2 separate regions of the Homo sapiens genome follow, and region 1 is linked to region 2. Evidence: read pairs that join two places in POLR2A ChIA-PET (ENCODE). Cell type or tissue: endothelial cell of umbilical vein. All regions are shown on one strand.

The links. ChIA-PET counts read pairs that join two places held together with the same protein. Peaks named below come from ENCODE experiments on the same cell type or tissue, not always from the same donor. Only the 100,000 strongest peaks of a DNase experiment are listed, where the experiment ranks them.
Region 1: POLR2A ChIA-PET joins it to region 2 with 10 read pairs; 2 of 35 experiments call an interaction of 5 or more read pairs at or near these places.

What each region holds. Positions count from the first base shown.
Region 1 is chr1:15,663,011-15,668,010 of GRCh38, reverse strand. It overlaps DDI2 (DDI proteasomal shuttling factor 2), which reads right to left. Exons shown (of 10, transcript NM_032341.5): 10 at 1-5,000. Among named protein-coding and RNA genes, the nearest start is that of RSC1A1, 5.8 kb to the right of the region's middle. In endothelial cell of umbilical vein, no CTCF peak of the experiment used is centred here; no DNase peak of the experiment used is centred here.
Region 2 is chr1:16,003,094-16,008,093 of GRCh38, reverse strand. SRARP (steroid receptor associated and regulated protein) reads right to left here and starts at 3,858. Exons shown (of 2, transcript NM_178840.4): 1 at 3,709-3,858; 2 at 1-2,175. The coding sequence starts at 3,790. The coding sequence ends at 1,748. RefSeq lists an enhancer at 3,173-4,038. In endothelial cell of umbilical vein, no CTCF peak of the experiment used is centred here; no DNase peak of the experiment used is centred here.

The DNA of each region.
Region 1 (5,000 bases), 340 kb after region 2:
CCCCCACGACCCCAATCTTCCATAGTTGGCTTAACATTTTTAGGTAAAAGAAACATTCTCTAACCCCCATGCCCTTGAACCATTTTCTTGGCCGATTTCATTCCAGAAGATAGTGCCCTAAAACTTGTCAGCTCAGCTGTATCTTTTCACATTCTACAGCCTCCAGAGGGTCTAGATTACCAATCATCAATACATAACTGATAAACCTTTGAGAACATTTTCTAACTGTAAACCTCAGAAGTCACTAGTAGTTACGATCCAGAAATTCTACCTGTATGCTTCAGCATTACAACATATATGTGGCATTTAAAATAACAGGTTAAAAAATGTCCCTTTGATGAAGCTGTCCTGTAGACAGGCCTGGTAGAGCCTCAAATACTCCTGTCAATCCTGTCCACCAATCCCAGCCATCGCTGATTACATGTTCTGCTCTAGATTCCCGTTTTCACAAGTTGCACCCAGCTGCTTTAAAATAGCACATCCTGCAGAACCCTCTGCTAAGTCGTGCTAGCCCAGATGGTCAGTATTCCGGAGCAGCCGTGCTCACAAAGGGATGTGAGGAGGATGCTGCCGCACACTCCATGTTTCTACCCTGCATGTGAGGTGGTCTGATGGATTGACTGACTGTCACTGGTGCATTTTTAGGGTCATCTTCCATTTATTTGTTGCACTTCTTTCCTGGCCATCCCCTCTCCTCCAGCATTGTAAATGGATTTCTCAATAACTGATCTCCTCAGGCATTTATACATGTTACATATTTTGTTGGTTTCTCTGATTCCATTTAAAAAAAAATTTTTTTTTTTTTTGAGACGGTGTCTCACTCTTGCCCAGGCTGGAGTACAGTGACGTGATCCCGGCTCACTGCAACCTCCGCCTCCCGGGTTCAAGCGATTCTTCTGCCTCAGTTTCCCGAGTAGCTGGGACTACAGGCATGTGCCACCATGCCCGGCTAATTTTTTATTTTTAGTAGAGGTAAGGTTTCATCATATTGGCCAGGCTGGTCTCGACCTCCTGACCTCATATCCACCCACCTTGGCCTCCCAAAGTGCTGGGATTACAGGTGTGAGCCAACGCACCTGGCCTAAAAAAATAGATTTTTAAAGAGCTGTTTTAGGCCCACAGCATCTGATTCCATTGTAAGCCTGATTTTCCCAGTCTGCTCTGAAGTGGAACCAGGTAACTCTAATATGACTTTTAAAATAAATGCATGCTAACAGGCAAAAATAGATGTTGCTTTTGAAGCTAAAATTTGTTTCACGTCTCCCTTCTAGACTGAAAGCTTCACAAGGGCAGGGTTCCAATCTGTTTTAGTTACCCCTGAATCCCCAGAGTTCACCTGTGCCTGGCACACAGGCACTCAGTATTTGATGAATGAATCAAAGTAGCAAGGAATTCTTGTTCAAAGACTCATGTTGCATAGCCTTCAAGAGTACCAATTTCCTTTCAAATATGTAAGATCTTCTTGAACTTTTCTCTCCCTTAACCAGCACAACATTGATAGTAAAACAAAGAACATAAACATCTAAAAACTGTTTTTGGTGATTCAAAAATCCCTATTATAATCATAGCACTAAAGAAATCTAATGGTCTGATGCAGGATAACTGTGAATCAACTCAGTCAAGGTGAGCCTGAGGACCACTCTGTGTGCCCTCCATCTCCAGGAGAGCTATTTTCAAACTTTCCCCTAATACTCCTCTCATTCCCCACCAAAATTTGATGCCTCTGCTATTCAGAGAAACTAAGGCACAAAAGAAAATCAAGCACATCGAAGGTTCACTCCTAAGTTCATTCAGTGAACTCCTAGTAACACCTACTGAGGAATCACTAAGGTATAAAACTTGAACCATGATTTTACATTTCCAGTTCTCAAGGACAGGCTTTGAATTTAATTTGTTGTTAAGAGTAATTAGCAATTCTAGGGAAAAAAAAGCTATTTTTATTTTCTCTACCTCCTAACACAAAAGGTAACATTCATCTTCTAGGAAGGGAAACTCTTGATAACTCTGTGTCTTTCTAGGTCAGCCACAGACTACACTAAGTCACCAACTCCAAAGGGGAAATTTGGCTTTTTGGTGAGTACTTGTGCTAGAGAACAGTAGAATGCATAATCTGGTCAGCTTCTCTTGGGACACACTGCCAGTGATAACAGGTTTGAAATATGCAGCAGTTCAATCATCCTGCTCACCCTCACCACAGGTGGCAAACAGGTAGGAAAAGGCCATTGCAACGCCCTGCAGCTTTTCTGGCCGATGATTTGCAAGGCTGTTTGCTATATATATATATATTTATATATGTGGCGGGATAAAAGCCACCATAAGTGAAGAGTACGTCTGTAGATATAAAAATTGCTTGCTTTTAAATCCATATAAAATTAACTATACTTGTCAATCACCATATGTATATGCTAGCTTACACACATATATATAGACATGAGCTTAAAAGTTAACCTAAATTTTTATGGCTTTCACCGGAGATAGAAAGCTGTAGTAAGACAACCAGCAGATTCCACATTAACTGGTTATCATAAAATCAGTGACAAAAAGCCTCATGTTCCATTTCTATGTACCCTCTTGCTAGAGACATGCTTTGGGAAAAAACACATAGGGTTGTGTCTCCCTTTAGTACATATGAAGACAGGGAGCTCTAGAAGATGTGGGCTGCAAGGCAGAAGAGTTTTAACACATGCACTCGCCATCTCTCCAGCTTCCTTTGCCAAGCAACTGGTTACCTTTTTTTTTTTTTTTTTTGAGACAGAGTTTTGCTCTTGTTGCCCAGGCTGGAGTGCAATGGCGTGATCTCTGCTCACCACAACCTCCGCCTCCCAGGTTTAAGTGATTCTCCTGCCTCAGCCTCCCGAGTAGCTGGAATTACAGGCATGGGCCACCACACCCGGCTAATTTTTGTATTTTTAGTAGAGATGGAGTTTCACCATGTTGGCCAGGCCTGTCTCAAACTCCTGCCCTCAGGTGATCCACCCGCCTTGGCCTCCCAAAGTGCTGGGATTACAGGTGTGAGCCACCGAGCCTAGCTGCAACTGGTTATCTTTATGTGTTAATAGCTGAAGCCCAAACTGTGGGATGAAGGCTATTGGCTGTCTGGAGCCCTGAACAGGTATGAGTGGAAATAATTCTTAACAGCATCAATGAGCAAAATCTATAACCTATGTAAAGCTGCTGTCTGGTTACCAAGCACATCTTTCCGCTCAAGAACCAACTTCAGGGAAATGGCACAAATTACACAGGAAAATCTTCTCTCTCTGGTGAAGAAACAGAGACCGCCCTTGTAGTTAAGTGCTGACCGCAGAACTGCCCACTACTGGTTATGGTAAAGGAGCTGTCCGGTAAAGGTGCCCATTACTGGTTATTACTGTTGGCAACCAGAATTCACAGGGATTTGATGGTATTCTTAGAAGTTAACCCATAATTTCTGCATTTCTGGAGCTCTTAATTGAATAAAAGCTGACGATGAAGGTTCACTATTGTAATGCTCCTTAATATACCCTTTGCATTCTAGAGCTGCTAAATTTAAGTCATCCAAAATATTAACAGTGTCAATAGCTTTTTTTTTTTTTTTTTGGGTGAGACAGAGTCTCACTCTGCCGCCCACACTGGAGTGCAGTGGCGTGATCTAGGCTCACTGCAACCCCCATCTCCCAGGTTCAAGCAATTCTCCTGCCTCAGTCTCCCAAGTAGCTGGGATTACAGGCGTGTGCCACCATGCCCAGCTAATTTTTTGTATTTTTAGTAGAGATGAGGTTTCACCGTGTTGGACAAACAGCTTTATTTTTATAAAAATGATGGGCAAGAAGATTTTAAAAATCAAAAGCAATTATACTTTGGCCTTTATGTAGTCCCAGCTACTCAGAAGGATGATTAAGCCCCAGAGTTTGAGTCCAGCCTGGGCAACACTGCAAGACCCCATCTCAAAAATAAAATGATGGAAGGGACAAGGATATTTGGCAAGTGGGTTAAGCTCATTCAGAGTATTCCTAACAGGAATTCATGTACAACTATAGATCTATTCCTAAAAATAAATATACATATACATACACAAAAAGCTATCCTAATGAAATCTTTTCCCGACTGATATTATATATTCCACTTGGAACTGTTTCCCAAATATCCACACTGAATTGTGTGCCAAGGTTCGTTCTGCTTACATGGAAGGCCCTTTAGGAGGGAGTCTATTGTCATCAGTAAGTTCCCCCACCCTTCCCACCCCGTGGTTCCAAAGATTTATAAGCTTAGAATACATTCCCAAACCACCACCCATAAAGCAAATACAGGGTCCCATTGCATTGCTACTAGATTTTGCATCAATCATAGCACCAACTATTTAATTACAATCACAGCTTTAAGTCAGCTGACAGAAATCCTATGAGCAGTTTCCTAGTGCATCGTACATCTTTGGTGTAGGGCAGGTGAAAGGGTCTACAATGTGCAGCTGTCTAAAAGAACATCTTAAAGACAACCTGGCTGACCTGTTGTTCTTCACGCCCTCTGAAAAGCAGTAAACTACAATTCCTTCTGTCAACCATTTCCTAACTACATAAAGGATCATGATGAATCTACGTGACACGCCATCCCATCACTAAAGTCTTATAACATACATACAAACATCATAGCAAAAGGAAAGAAAGAAGTTGGATGGGGTAGAAAAAAATGTCTCTAAGTGCCCCTAAATTAAAATTTCAAAAACTCCTGAGATATGAGCCTCCATTTTGATTGTGCTCAATGACTTAAAATTTGATGAAACAAACAAGCTTACAAAGAGTCAGACTTCAGACAAAATCATTTAACACTAAGTTGAGAAATCACTCTTTCGAAGCTTCTGTTTCAAACATGTTACAAACTATAATCTAGAATCAGAAATTATGAATCTCAAAATTCTTTTCAATAAAACCAAGACTTCAGATTCCTGCTAGGTACCCAAAAGAGCAGTTTGCCAGGAAAGAATTATCTAAAACCTATCCAGTAGGATTATTGCACAGTGGGGCCCA
Region 2 (5,000 bases):
TTCTTTCTGGCCTCCCCCACCTGGCTGTGAGCTCCTTGAGGACAGGGTTACATTTATCCTCTGTGTGTCCCCTCTGCCTAGAAGAGACGCTACCAGGATGAGAGGGTATATACCTTACAGTTACAAGCAAGAATATGGGCACCAGACTTGCCTGAGTTCTAATCTCAATGGTACCAGTCTATGGAACTTTGAGTCCATTCTTCAACCTCTCTGTGCCTCAGCTCTCTAATCTATAAAATGGTCACAAATACAGTGCCCATGTTGTTTCTCTGACACAGAGTAAATGGTCAATTACATGTTAAATGTTAGCAGCTAGTATTTGTAGGAACCTAGTAAAATAGTCATTGAATAAATTAATGACCAGATACGGTGGCTCACACCTATAATCCAAGCACTTAGGGAAGCTGAAGCGGGAGGATAGCTTGAGGCCAGGAGTTCAAGACCAGCCTGGGCAGCACAGTGAGACCTCTTCTCTACTAAAAGAAGTCAAGCTGGGCGTAGTGGTGCACCTATAGTCTCAGCTACTCGGGAGGCTGAGGCAGGAGGATCACTTGAGCCCAGGAGTTTGAGGCTGCAGTGAGCTGTGATTGTTCCACTGCACTCCAGCCTGGGTGATAGAGTGAGACTCTGTCTCTAAAATAAATACAGAAAAACCCAGTGATTTTTATCTGGGAGCTTTGAGACTGACTTCCTTAAATAGGTTGCTTTAGGGTTTCTCACAGTGCTGTGCATGCCTTAGACTCACAGACACCTTCACACCCACACCAGTAACTCCACCTCCTGCTCAGGGAACACGATTGCCCTGAGGGGTGAACCTCCTCCCCCCACCTTTTTTTTTTTTTTTTGCTATCCCTAGAGGGCAGCATGAGCCTGGTATGCAGTAGATGCTCAATAAATAACATGTCTTGTTTTCATTCGTTCAAACATGATACTCTATTTTTGAGTACCTCCCTCCCTTTTGAGAAGCCAGATCCCCTTATTTCCCATCTCAGATCCCCAGGTCCCACCTGGGCTGCCTTATGGGATGGAGTCTCCTGGAGCCAACTTCCCTGAGCCTCCCAGCCCCAACTGGCATGGCCCTCGAGTCTCCCCACGTGGTATCCCCTGCCTTTGCAGTGACCTACACACTCGCCTCTGAGCCAAGATGGCAGCAAGAAACCCGTTGCCCCTCCCCGTCATGCTGGGGCATTCTGACCACTGCTCTGGCCTGCCCTGGGGTAAGATGACAGCAGGTGGCCCTGGGGAGGGTGGATTTTCTCAGGGCTGGCCCCTTCTCATCTTTTAGATCACACTTTGTTGCCTGCGCAGAGAGGCCCTTACCAAGCACTGCATCAGGAAAGGTCTTCACCCCAATCACTCTCCCTCTAGCATCCTGTTTCAGTTCCTGCAGAGCATTCATCGCTGTTCAAAATCATCTTCTTTATTTATTGGGTTACTTTATTTATTCAGGGTGGGTTCCCTCCACCCCAAAAATACCAGCTCCAGGAAAACCATGGTATCTCCCCAGCACTTTGCAGGGCCTGGCATGTGGAAGATGTACCAGTAATATTTGCTGTATGAATGAATGAGTCTCTTCATGTGCAGGTGACTTATCCTGCCTCTGCCACTCGACGGATGTTTCAGATGCCCCTTAGCGGATCTAATGATGTTTCCTTGGCTCAAGCACAAAAGACTCCTGCTTAGCTGGGGAAGCAGGGCCAGGCCCTGGGAATTGCAGCCTCTGGGCATCAGAGCCCGGCCCTTCCAGCTAATCGGCCTGCCCACAGACACAAGAGGAGAGGGCTTTCAGTGAGTCCTTGACTGTTCCCCAAGTTGAAGACCTCACAGGCGCAGCCTTCACGGGTTTCCCCTTAGCCTCGGGAACCTCCTGGGGGCAGAGCGGGCTGACTGGGAAGGAAGCTGAGGCCACAGACCCTCTGCAGAGCGGCAGGGTGGCCCTGGCCTGGGCAAGGCATCCCCCACCCATGGGGGTCACCCGAGTCAGATGGGGCCAGTTTTCCCCACAGAACACGATGTAGGTCTTCATTGGTGGGGTGACAAGCCCTCGATTGGGACTGGGGGCTTGGGGTGGTGATGCGGTTGCTGCCAGGGAGAGCTGCTTCCCGTGGGTGCAGTCAATAACAAAAGTCAGGTGAGCCGTGGGGACGGTCTTCTGATGGCCAGCCAGCTTCCCACCTAGAAGAGAGGAAAAGACCAAAAGTTAGCACAAGCAGGGGACTTTTCTTTTCCCCTGAGACAGGGTCTCACTCTGTCGCCCAGGCTGGAGGTCATGGCTCACTGCAGCCTCAGCCTCAGGGGGCTCAACCAATCCTCCCATCTCAGCCCCCTAAGTAGCTGGGACTACAGGCTCATGCCACCATGCCTGGTGAATTTTAAAATTTTTTGTAGAGATGAGGTTTCCCTATGTTGCCCAGGCTGGTCTCAAACTCCTGGACTCAAGAAATCCTTCTGCCTCAGCCCAATCAGTACTGGAATTGCAGGCGTGAGCCACTGCACCCGACTGGGACATGGTTTCCTGAATTCATTTGTTTATTCATTCGATAGGGTTCAACTGGATTGGTTGATACACCAACAGAGGAGGACAGTCAGGGTTTAAGTGTATGGACTTCAGCATCAGAGAGACCTGAGTTCAAGTCTCCACTTACCATCCATCCATCTGCCTTCCAGGAACACAGAGTCCAACATGTCAGTGCCTCCCAACTTTGCTGTTCCCATGAGCTGCCTGGGGAGCTTGTTAAAATGCAGAGTCTGGTGCAGTGGGGCTGGGGTGGGGCCTGAGACTCGCGTTTCTAACAAGTCCCCAGGGGATGCCAATTCTGCTGGTCCATGGACCATATTATGAAAAGCACAGTCCTCAACCCCAGAGAGGAAAGCCCTGGCCATCTTTCCAGGTGAGGAAACTGAGGCTCAGCCTGCACAAGTGTTGGTGGGTCTCAGGGAGCATCTTGCTACTCTCCCCCTCCCCAGATAATCTTGTCCACAGCCTCAGAGAATCCCATCAGTACCTGGTGGCATTTGCCCTGGCAATCCCCCCGCTCAGAGCCCAGCACAGGGTAGAGGGATGGACAAACCAGCCAATAGACTTATCAATGAAGCAGGTGTCTGAGCAATTGTATCTGAATCCAAAGCCTGTGCTCTTAAAAAGGTAACTTTTTGAGTTACCCAAATAACATACACATCCATTCTCTTAGCTACGTGCTGTGAAACACGACGTGGGCTCAGAAGGAAGCTTATGTTCTAGTAGGTTGGCTAGCACAGGAAATAAAACGAGCCCGCCCTTGGCTGGAGAATCCCAGCAACCCAAGGGAGGTAGCATGTTTGCCATCAGACCCCCACCCACCCCCAGCTGGTCTTGCTTTTTTTTTTTTTTTTTTTTTTTTGAGATGGAGTCTCACACTGTTGCTCAGGCTGGAGTGCAGTGGTGCGATCTCAGCTCACTGCAACCTCCGCCTCCTGGGTTCAAGCGATTCTCCTGCCTCAACCTCCTGAGTAGCTGGGATTATAGGCACCCGCCACCACACCCAGCTAATTTTTTGTATTTTTAGCAGATATGGGGTTTCACTATGTTGGCCAAGCTGGTCTCGAACTCCTGACCTCATGATCTGCCCGCTTCGGCCTCCCAAAGTGCTGGGATTACAGGCATGAGGCACCGCACCTGGCCCCCAGCTGGTGTTTCTGTGGGGCTGGGGTCCCTTTGCCGCCTCTTACCGGAGCTGGTCTCCAGGCCTGTCTCACGGATGGTGCCTTTGAGGTTGGCTCTCCAGTCCCTGGGGTCTTCTGACGGGGCCATGCGGCTACTTCGGCGCCTGCCTAGCTCTGGCAGGAGAGGAGCTGTCCTAGGCCACTCTTCCAGGATGTGGCTCCCCCACTGCGGGACCAGACCTTTTATACTGACCGGATCCGGATTCTCTGAGTGCATTCCACCAGGAGCCAAAGGAACTGGCCCAGAGCAGTCAGGGGATCGCTTTGATCAACAGGGTTATGTCAACAGGATTATTGTTGGCTCAATGGGAGGCAGGCCTCCTACCAAACAGACCAAACAGACACTATTTCTACCAAGCGCAGCTGCTTCCTGATTTAGGGTAGGCCTCTGGAACCTTCTCATCCAGCCTCAGTTTCCCAAACCTCAGTCATTATCCAGTGGTTCCACCAGTTTGGCTTTTTCCCCTGTCTAGGAACTATACGTAATGCTACTTAATTCACATGTCCTTGAAGTCAGCCAACTGTTTTTACTGAAAAAGAAGTGCACTTGGCCGGGCGCGGTGGCTCATGCCTGTAATCCCAGCACTTTGGGATGCCAAGACGGGTGGATCACAAGGTCAGAAGATCAAGACCATCCTGGCTAACACGGTGAAACCCCGTCTCTACTAAAAATACAAAAAATTAGCCGGGCGAGGTGGCGGGCACCTGTACTCCCAGCTACTCCGGAGGTTGAGGCAGGAGAATGGCGTGAACACGGGAGGTGGAGCTTGCAGTGAGCCGAGTTTGCGCCACTGCACTCCAGCCTGAGTGACAGAACGAGATTCCATCTCAAAAGAAAAAAGAAAAAAAAAGAAAGAAAGAAAGAGAGAGAGAGAAGTGCACTTTATTTATTTATTTGTTTATTTATTTTGAGACTGAGTTTCGCTCTTCTTGCCCAGGCTGGAGTGCAATGGCACAATCTCAGCTCACTGAAACCTCCACCTCCCAGGTTCAAGTGATTCTCCTGCCTCAACCTCCCGAGTAGCTGGGATTACAGGCATGCACCACCACACCCGGCTAATTTTGTATTTTTAATAGACACAGGGTTTCTCCGTGTTGGTCAGGCTGGTCTCGAACTCCTGACCTCAGGTGATCTGCTTGCCTTGGCCTCCCAAAGTGCTGGGATTACAGGTGTGAGCCACTGCGCCTGGCCAGAAGTGCACTTTATTTTAATTTTATTATTATTATTATATTTTGAGATGGAGTCTTGCTCTGTTGCCCAGGCTGAAGCGCAGTGGTGTGATCTCAGCTCACTGCAA